Linked DNA regions of Homo sapiens: region 2 is linked to region 1. A link is an interaction called in ENCODE POLR2A ChIA-PET data of the cell type or tissue named here. Cell type or tissue: GM12878. All regions are shown on one strand.

Region 1 (5,000 bases):
TAAAATTTTTGCCATTATTTCTTCATATATTTTTCCTGTCCCTCCATTTCTTCTACTTCTGGGACTCCAGTTATGCGTGTATTAGACTGATATTGTCCCACAGGTCACTGCAGCTCTTCTCAACTTTTTCAGTCTTTTCATTTTGGACAGATTCTATTGCTATGCACTCAAGGTCATTGATCTTTTCTTCTGCAGCATCTACCATTAATCCTGTTCAACAAAAGTTTTATTAATACTGTGTTTTATCATCTCCAGAAGTTTCATTTAGTTGTTTCTTAGATGCTCCAATTTCTATCTTCATTATCTTTATATTTTCCTTTAGCTCACTGAACATGTGGAACAAATTTATAATAGATATTTTAAGGTCCTCATCTGCTATTTCTGTCATCACTCTCATGTCTGGGTCTTATTCTATTTGATTATTTTTCTCTAGGTTATGGGTCACTTTTTTGATTATTCAAATGATTCTTGAATGTCTTATAGTTTTTTATTGGATGCTGGGCATTGTAAGTTTTATGTTACTGACGCTGGATTTGTTTGTTTGTTTGTTTTCTTTTCAAGAATGTTTTTTCTCTGCAAGGCATTATCTGAGTATAGTTTGATCCTTCTGAGGCTTGTTTTAGGTGGCTTTGGAGTAGCCTTTATTCTGGGGTTAATTTTGCCCTAGTTCTATGGCATGGCCTTTCTGCGGTTTCTTTTTTTTTTTTTTTTTTTTTTTTGAGACAGTGTCTTGCTCTGTCGCCCAGGCTGGAGTGCAGTGGAGCGATCTCAGCTCACTACAACCTCCGCCCTCCTGGGTTCAAGCTATTCTCCTGCCTCAGACTCCCAAGTAGCTGGGATTACAGGCACTCACCACCATGCCCAGCTAATTTTTGTATTTTAGTAGAGACAGGGTTTCACCATGTTGGCCAGGCTGGCCTCAAACTCCTGACCTCAAGTGATCGGCCCGCCTTGGCCTCCCAAAGTGCTGGTATTACAGGAGTGAGCCACCGCACCTGGCCCTGTCTGGGGTTTCTATGGATGGCCTAATAAACAAGATCTCTCTACTCTGGCTCTGGAAATCGTTCAACTCCTCAGTAGTTCTTCTTTGCCTTGTGGGGATTCACCCTATGCATGCACAGCTTTATTTCCAACCACAGGCCCAAGGGGACCCTACACAGATTCTGGAGTTCCTCCTCTGCATAGTTCCCTCCTCTTCAGTACTGCCCCACAAATTCCAGCTGCCTCTGTCTCCCCAACTTCAATCTCTGTTTCCTCAACTCAGTGTGACCACTGCTTGGATCCCCTTTCTCTGTGATGCCATCCAAAAACTTCTCTAGGCTGAATTCCAGGCTGACCACAGGACTCATCTCATCTGTTTCTCCTCTCTCAGGGATTACAGTCTCGTGTTGTCTGTTTTCTAACATCTGACATACAGTTACTTACTATATTTTGTCCAGTTCTCTGGTTGTTCACATTGGGAGGTTAATTCCAGATTCTGTTACTCTTTCATGTCCAGAAATGGAAGTCTTACCACAGGTTTTCGATCCTAAAGGTTCTATGAGACTTAGCATATGAGTTGGAGCTTTGCCTGCTGAACTCCTTGGATTTCCCTTTTAAACAGCTCTGACATTTGAGAACTTTAACAAAAGACAAAACGCCTTCCCATCCATTATTATCTACAAACTTGTAAGAGAGATGGTATGAGTAGGTCCCATTTTTACCTGCAACCGAGGCTTAAAACTTGAAGAGACTTGCTCAAAGTAGCCTGGTTAATAAATGGAAGAGGCAGGAGATGAAATCGGGTCTCCTGTTCTACAATGCCTACATCCGAATCCCGAATCCCCAACACTCCTCAAACTTCTCTGTGAAATACCCAGAAAAACAGAAAAGCGAGGCCATACCTTCCCCAGGCCTCCGGCCAGGTGGCTGCCTCTAGCACTGACATGTCTTTGACATTTCACATTTTATTTTTAGTACCATATCCTTTGTCAGTGCTCATCAGAATGCACATTAAAATGGGTTTATTTTATGCATATTACTGTACCACAATAAATTTATTACAAATCACATGACCTTTATGTTAGACATTTTAATACATCAATAGGAGGTCACGTTTCATTCAGAAAATAGCAGTTTTTCCCTCAAACACCTTCAGGTTTACTGTGGGTTCACATAGCCTAGGTTAAGCAGTTGGCAACATTTTGCTTCACTGTCTGGTTTTACAAAGCTTTCTTGTGACAACAGGTATAAAAGAGTCTACCGAGTTCACCAAGACATCTGCTTCAAAGAGAGCTGTGAAAGCACAAGCCTCAAGAAGACCCCAAACAGGTGCCTCTGGGGAGCAGGCCCATGCCGTGTCCTGCATGTAGCCCACAGGGTGATGGGGCAAGGGCGGGGTGCTATGGGATGCTGCAGGCCTGTGGGCTGAGCCAGGCGGTCTACTCGCCCAGATAGGCAGCCCCTGGGCAGCCACGTTCTGCTACGAAACTGTATGTCCATATATGTGCATGTGAGCATACCCAGAGGGGCACAGCCGGGCATGCTGGGTGCTGGGGGGGGTCACTCTGGTTATGCATATTCACACAGAACATGGTGCTACAATTGGGAAGCACAGGGTGTTACGGACAGCCCCGAGTATTTAATGGCCGATATAGCGCGTCGCTCTTTACTTTTTATTCACTCACACCCAGGTTCTTTCCACAAAGGGTTCAAGGTAGTTACAAGAATTACTACTGTTTGGCGTTTGCTGAAAGAAGTACGTGAGAATATTATATGCTTTAGAAACCACAGAGTCGAAGCCTGTCATCGTCCTCATAGACCAATGAGTAGCCACACGTACTTGTTTGGCATTACCAAGTGTCCGGGCAAGGCCGCAGCCTGCAGCTCACCAGCCGTGCTGCTCGGCCTGTGCACGTCACCGGCTCTTCCCTAGGGTAGCTTTTGCTTGCTTTCTCCCACGTCCATCCTCTCTCTCTCTGACTCACAGCCAGCCAGGTTTCTAGCCTTGTCATTCCTAAACTACTGCCTCAAGCCAGGCGGGCGCACACAAACTAAAATGCTAATCTCCACAGCGGTGTCTGGACTAATGGTGTCCCCCACCGTGGAATGTATGTGAGCTAAAGACAGGATCTCAGCAGGCAGCCTGGACTGAGGTAGCTGTAGAATTCAAGGTACACAGTCTCTTTTTCATTAAACGACTTTTCTCTAATTATTTCAGGAAACAAAGTAAGAGTCAGACACTGGAGAAATCTTAAGGTACGTCCCTGCTGCTCCCGCCCCACTACCACAGAGCTGCTGGGAAGTGGGGGGCGACTGCCCAGCCCCGGGATCTCAGAGTGCCGCTGCCTGCTTACTCAGCACTGCTAAAGGAAGCGCGGTCCTGTGCTGCTGTGTTACAGACTCCCGGGCAGGAAGGTTCAGAAGTCCCCAAGGGGAAACAGACATGAACCTGGTCTAGCCACTGACAAATACACCTTCAGGTGGAAATGAGGCTCTCTGTGGATAGGGCAAATCCCACTCTCTCTCAAGGGAAATGTGGCCAAGAAACCCCTAGATCAGCTGCAGTGGGAGGAAGAGGCAGGGGGGTGGGCCCTTGGAGAGGCTGGAAGACCACCTGGCACCTGGGAGGAGGGGCCACGGGCAGCGGGAGGGCCTGGGCTGCTGAGAAATTCCGGGGGCTCCAGGAGAGGGCTGAGAGAGTGCCTCCCAGATCTTGTGAACGGCATTCTGTTGGAACTAAAAGTGGGGCAGGGGCCTTGATCGCTTAATATTTAGAAAGTGTTGAAGACCGCCGCTAGAAAGTCGTCACTGACACTGGGCTCATAGGCATTCATAAATCCTGACGTGAAAGGAACTTCCTCTCGCCTTTGTTTAAGCCAGCATTTCCCAAACTCTTTTGGCAACCAAACCCCATCCTGCCCCCACCTCCCCACACAAACTGCCGAATCTTAAACAACACTGGCATTCTTCACAATCGTTTGCAAGAGACTGGGATATACCATAGAAAGCCATCTACAACCTGTTACCAGTTTCATACTGACCATCATTTTTTATCAACATGTCACTGCATGAAAGATGAATCTCTGGTTGGCCTAGGACAGCTTTGCTCTTCCTGCCCCTTATAGGAGCCCTCACAGTTCATCTTCCTGGTGGCGCAGATGAGTGAGGCACCCTTGGGTAACAAGCCACTTCAAAACAGGTCTATGTTTTGTTACGTGCCTAAAAAAATAAAGGAGAAATGTCATTCAGGAACCTTTAAAAACAAACAGAAGCAAAACAGCTTTTCAGATATAGGCTCACACACACCAAAGGAAGAGTGTCCACACCCCCTTGGGGGAAAGGTCTGGGCCGGAGCTCCGCACATGGCAGGAACTTGAGCTCTGAGTTGGCCATGACAGAGTGCATGCATCTGCCTCTTCGGATGTGGAAAGTCTCTCCATAAGAGAGTAGCCGGCAGCATTCACTTCCTGTTGACTCGAGGGAATCACTTCCCGCTCCCACCTCACCCTCCAAAGACACACACACTAAGCACACTCCAGGCTTGTAAGCAATTTCCTACAGCCGAGCATCACTTAACAATGGAGATGCATTCTGAGAAATGCTTTGTGAGGCAATTTCATCTGGGCGAACATCATAGCGCATACTTAGAACAAACCTAGATGGCACCGCGTACTGCGCACCTAGGCTGTGTGGCAGAGCCCATGCTCCCGGGCTACACACCACAGCGTGTTACTGAATACTGTAGGCGGTCGTAACACAGTGCCAAGTGTGTGTGTATCTAAACGTAGAAAACCTACAGTAAAAATAGATATAAAAGATAAAAAATGGTATACCTGGGCAGGGCGCTTAGCGTAGCTGGAATGCGCAGGACTGGCAGTTGCACAATAATAAATTAGTCCTGCAATAAGAAATTAACCTTAGCTTACTGTAACTTTTTTACTTTATACATTTTTAATTTTTACTTTTTAACTCTTTTTAATAACAGCTTAAAATACAAACACACTGTACGGATGTTCAAA
Region 2 (5,000 bases), 290 kb after region 1:
TAAAATTATTTATTTTCATATGTAATACACAAATACATTCTCTTTTTTCTAATTTTTTCTGGCTTTCAAGTAACATCTTTAGAAGCTTTTCTTGCTCTTAATGGCACAAAAGTAAGGACAAGAGAATGAATTTAAACTAGCAGGAGGTTTATTTACACTTGGGAATTTCTTTTGAGGAGTCAAGATGCCACACAGAAAACAAAACTATTATTGAGCTGTGGACCTTATTGCGGAATGCATTGCATGGGGTGGGAAGGAGGGAAGAGGGAACACAGAGGAGGGGAGCTTGGTGGGTGGGGCAGTGAAGCTCTGAGCAAGGTGGTCTCTGGGTTTGAGTGTTGTTTGAAGGCAAGTATGGAGGGTGTAAGAACTCAGGGAACCTGGGTGCTTTTCTGAAGTGCTTATCTGAGGAGGAAGTGAAAGATAATTTCATCAGGGCCATGGTAACTGAAACTGGTAGGACCTGTCTGTCCAACTTCCCACATCACTTCTGTTGCAGAGAAGGAGGTCTGAAGCTGGGCAACCTTTGAACCCTGAAGAGTAGCAGTCGGCTGCCCTTTCACCAGCTCTTGGGTGACTTTCCTGTAGGAAATAGGTTAAAGTCTGGACACTTAATTAGGCTCCCAAATCTTTTTCTTTTTTGAGGCGGAGTCTTGCCCTGTCACCCAGGCTGGAGTGCCACGGCATGATCTCGGCTCACTGCAAGCTCTGCCTCCCGGGTTCACACCATTCTCCTGCCTCAGCCTCCCGAGTAGCTGGGACTACAGGCGCCCGCCACCATGCCCAGCTTATTTCTTTTTTTGTGTTTTTGGTAGAGACGGAGTTTCACCATGTTAGCCAGTATGGTCTCGATCCCCTGACCTCGTGATCCGCCCGCTTCGGCCTCCCAAAGTGCTGGAATTACAGGTGTGAGCCACCGCGCCCAGCCCCAAATCTTTTCAATCAAGTGTTTGGAGGAATTTCCACCATGTAGTCATCCTCCAATAAACACATTTACCATTGTCTAGGCTTGTAATAGGTGCAAAATTTAAGAGAAAAAAAGTGAAAGAAAAATAATTGTACTAATAGGTTTACTTTTAGAGTGTCTTTTTTTTTTGTTCTGCCTACTGGACTTTATCAACTAAAACTAGGACCCAGAAGAAAAAAGCACACATTTGTTGTTGAGTCATAAATAAGATGTAAATTCTTCTCTAAGAAATTCACCTTTACTGAGTATGAGTCATTTTATACCTAAGAAAATAAGAGATGCCATTTTGTGAAGGTTTTACAATATTTAGAGCTTGTCAGTTTTAATAAATTGAGATTATGGTTTCAGTTAAATATAACCGTCATGTTTGGTATTTGAGATATCTGGCAGAGTTACCAGAAATTAAAGAACTTTTATCTGAAGCAAAAGAAAATGGTCTTGCATATTCTGAATATCCTGGGTTGGATGGGGTACTTTTTTTTTTTAAGAGACAGGATCTTGCTATGTTCCCCAGGCCAGCCTCTAACTCTTGGACTCAAGTGATCCTCCTGCCTCAGCCTCCCAAGTAGCTAGGACTACAGGTGTGAGCCACTGTGCCAGCTTGGGGTATTTTTTACATTGTGTTGCCTGCTGATACACACCTTTAGGGAGAGCTAAAATTCAATATATTGTAAGTTGGTTGTATTCTGCTTCCAAGTACCCTGTCCTCCACAACTGCATCAGTTAGCTTTGTTAAGTAACAAACCATCCCAAACATGGAGCTTAAATCACAGGTCTGTTTGTTGGTTTGGAGGCTCTACTAGGCTGACTTGGAGGGTTGGGCAACCTGGGATTGCCTTACCCACACATTTGGCACCCTGGTTGGAACCTCATGTGCAGAATCTCATTCTCCCTCCAGCCCACTTGGCCTCATTTTTGTGGTCACAGAAACGTTCTCAGTCCAGAAGTGGGCACTGCAGTGTCCTTTGGGCTCTTGGCTTGGAGTTTGTCCATTGTCACTTCTGCCACATTTTATTAATCAAAGCAAGCTACCAGGCTAGCTCTGATTCGAGGGGTGGAGAAGTAGAGGCACCTTGATGAGAGAGCGGCCAGGAATTGGTGAGCATTTTTTGTAATCTACCCTGACAAATATTGCCAGTGTACCAGGATACAGCCTCTGGAAGTGCAATTGTCTGTGCCACTCTAAGGTTTGGTGTCAGTGGGCTGGTGTGTAGGGCCTGCCCTGAGTGGGCAGAGTCCCCCTCCTGGGGAAGTCCACCCTGCATAGCCCCACAGAGGCAGGCTTGTCCCGCCCCCCTTCCTTGTTGTCTTTGGATCAAGGCTGGTTGCCTGACCCGAGCCCACCATCACTGTCTTGCTGTCGTTTGTCCACTTGTCTCATTCGTATTCTGTCTTTCTGCCTCTTGACTTTACATTGGAACCAAGAGACAGACTGTGGTCAGGTGGTTTTTGCTGTTGGACCTGTAGACTGAGGCAGACATTCGGCTACAGGGTGTCGGGTGCACTGAGCAGTGAGACCCCTGGCTGGGCAGGTCTGTCTTGGTGAAGACACCACATCCTAGTGCCTGCTTGCTGTCTCCCTGCTCCTGAAATGCAAGTTCTGGGAAGGAAAGGCTGTATTGTATCTACTTCTGTGCCTCTGGTGTTTGGAACAGGGCCTTGCTGAGTAAACGTGTTAAATGAATGAAATCGAAAGTTAGATTTGGTTAACAGACTTTAAGAATGTTTTGAATTTTTCCCTCTATAGCAGTGTTTTCTAACCTCAGGAATTCAATTTTGTTTTGTTTTGGGGTTTTCTGGCCATATGCACCTATCTTATTTGTCAGTTTACTAGATTATCATTTCACTTAAGTCTTAAACAGTAGTGTTCTTCCAGGGAGATGTGCTGATATTAAACTTGAAAAGCACTAGCTTCTTCTGTATTCTCATGGCCAGAAAACACTGACATTGTGTGGTGCTGTGCAGATTCCCCAAGTTGATATTGGAAGTTTACATTTCAGGAGCCTTTTTAACATAGGGGAAATTTTGATGTTTTGTTGGTTTCTTTTTTTTTTTTTTTTTTTGAGACAGAGTCTCGCTCTGTCGCCCAGGCCGGACTGCGGACTGCAGTGGCGCAATCTCGGCTCACTGCAAGCTCCGCTTCCTGGGTTCACGCCATTCTCCTGCCTCAGCCTCCCGAGTAGCTGGGACTATAGGCGCCCGCCACCGCGCCTGGCTAATTTTTTGTATTTTTAGTAGAGACGGGGTTTCACCTTGTTAGCCAGGATGGTCTCGATCTCCTGACCTCAGGTGATCCACCTGCCTTGGCCTCCCATAGTGCTGGGATTACAGGCGTGAGCCACTGCGCCTGGCCATCTGGTGTACTTTAACTCATCTCTAGATTACTTATAATACCTCATACAATGGAAACACTATGTGAATACTTGTTATACTGTATTGACTTTTTTTTTCTATTATCTCTCATTGTACTATTACTTTTTATCATTTTGGTGGGGTTGTTTTTATCCTTTTTGATCATCAGGTGGATTTATCAAATCTGTGGATGCCAAACCTGTGGATACAGAGGACTGACAGAATACCTAGGAGTAGAATTGCTGGGTCACATGGGAAATCTAGGTCTAATCATTAAAGGAACTGCCAGACTGTTTTCCAAAGTAGCTGTGCCATTTTGCATTCCTGCCAGCAATGTTATATGTTCCAATTTCTCCACATATTTGCCAACACTTATTTTTTTCTGACTTTTTTATTCTAGCCATCCTAGTAGGTGTGTAGTAGTATCTCATTGTGGTTTGAGATGATATTTTTATTTTTATTTTATTATTTTTTTTTTGAGGCAGAATTTCACTCTGTCGCTCAGGCTGGAGTGCAATGGCATGATTTCAGCTCACTGCAACCTCTGCCTCCTGGGCTCAAACAATTCTCCTGCCTCAGCCTACTGAGTAGTTGGGATTACAGGCGCCCACCACCATGCCCGGCTAATATTTTTTTTTTTTGTATTTTTAGTAGAGACGGGGTTTCATCATGTTGGCCAGGCTGGTTTTGAACTCCTGACCTTAAGTGATCCGCCTCCCCCCCTCGGCCTCCCAAAGTTTTGGGATTACAGGTGCCAGCCACCATGCCTGGCCTATTTTTTTTTTTTTGAGTCAGGATCTCACTCTGTCACCCAGACTGGAGTGCAGTGGCATAGTCAAAACTCACTGCAGCCTTGACCTCCCCGGGTTCAGGTGATCGTCCTGCCTCAGCCTCTTGAGTAGCTGGAACTACAGGCGTGTACCACCATGCTGGCTAATTTGTTAAATTTTTGTAGAGATGGGGTCTCCCCACATTACCCATTTGTCTCAAACTCTTGGTCTCTAGCAATCCTCCTGCCTCAGCCTCCCAAAGTGCTGGGATTATAGGTGTGAGCTACCACACCTAGCCAGAAGCCAACTCGTAAACTGATTTTTGATCAGGAGAGAAATCTGTATGATGTATTTAGGGTGGAGGCCTATTTGTGGATGTTGACTTCAATTATGTTTTATTTTAAGCCACTTTTGGCATTTATTAATGGGATATTTAGCTAATCAAAGGTCAGTGACTAGTTTTTTTATCTAGGAAAGTCTTGATTTGTTTTTAGTTGATTAAACAAATTCTGTGGTTTTGAACATAGAAATCTGGCCTCAGCTCTAAAGAATCTTGTTTTTGAGCCATAATTGTTTTAAAACCATCTGAAAGTTGTGTGTCAGCTTGCCTTGTCTTGTGTGCTAAGTCATCGGGTAGAAATACTTTCAGCTCCAAACCATGCCAGGTGTGAAAAGTGTCTAACTCCATTGCTGGATGCAGTGGAAGGAGAGTTGAGGTGCATAACTGAGACCCCGTTCTAGAAAGTCTTCCCAGATCTTTAGAGGGTAAGATGTCTAGAACAATTATACTCTCATTAATTCATAATTAACTCTTAGGTTTAGGAGTTAATGCGATTTAAAGGTTTTCTATTATCTGAAAGTTAGTATTATGGAGAAGAGATATGTAATGATTAAAAGAACAACCTGGGATG

Evidence for each region. Peaks named below come from ENCODE experiments on the same cell type or tissue, not always from the same donor. Only the 100,000 strongest peaks of a DNase experiment are listed, where the experiment ranks them.
Region 2: POLR2A ChIA-PET joins it to region 1 with 5 read pairs; 1 of 35 experiments calls an interaction of 5 or more read pairs at or near these places.

The regions. Positions count from the first base shown.
Region 1 is chr2:241,085,166-241,090,165 of GRCh38, forward strand. It overlaps SNED1 (sushi, nidogen and EGF like domains 1), which reads left to right. Exons shown (of 32, transcript NM_001080437.3): 30 at 2,227-2,310; 31 at 3,200-3,237. The coding sequence ends at 3,236. It also overlaps a transcript of MTERF4 not described here. Among named protein-coding and RNA genes, the nearest start is that of MTERF4, 15 kb to the right of the region's middle. In GM12878, no CTCF peak of the experiment used is centred here; a DNase peak (open chromatin) is centred at 2,796; H3K27ac peaks cover 2,903 bases.
Region 2 is chr2:241,374,323-241,379,322 of GRCh38, forward strand. All of the region lies in intron 2 of FARP2 (FERM, ARH/RhoGEF and pleckstrin domain protein 2), which reads left to right. Among named protein-coding and RNA genes, the nearest start is that of FARP2, 21 kb to the left of the region's middle. In GM12878, no CTCF peak of the experiment used is centred here; a DNase peak (open chromatin) is centred at 439; H3K4me3 peaks cover 1,339 bases; H3K27ac peaks cover 2,726 bases.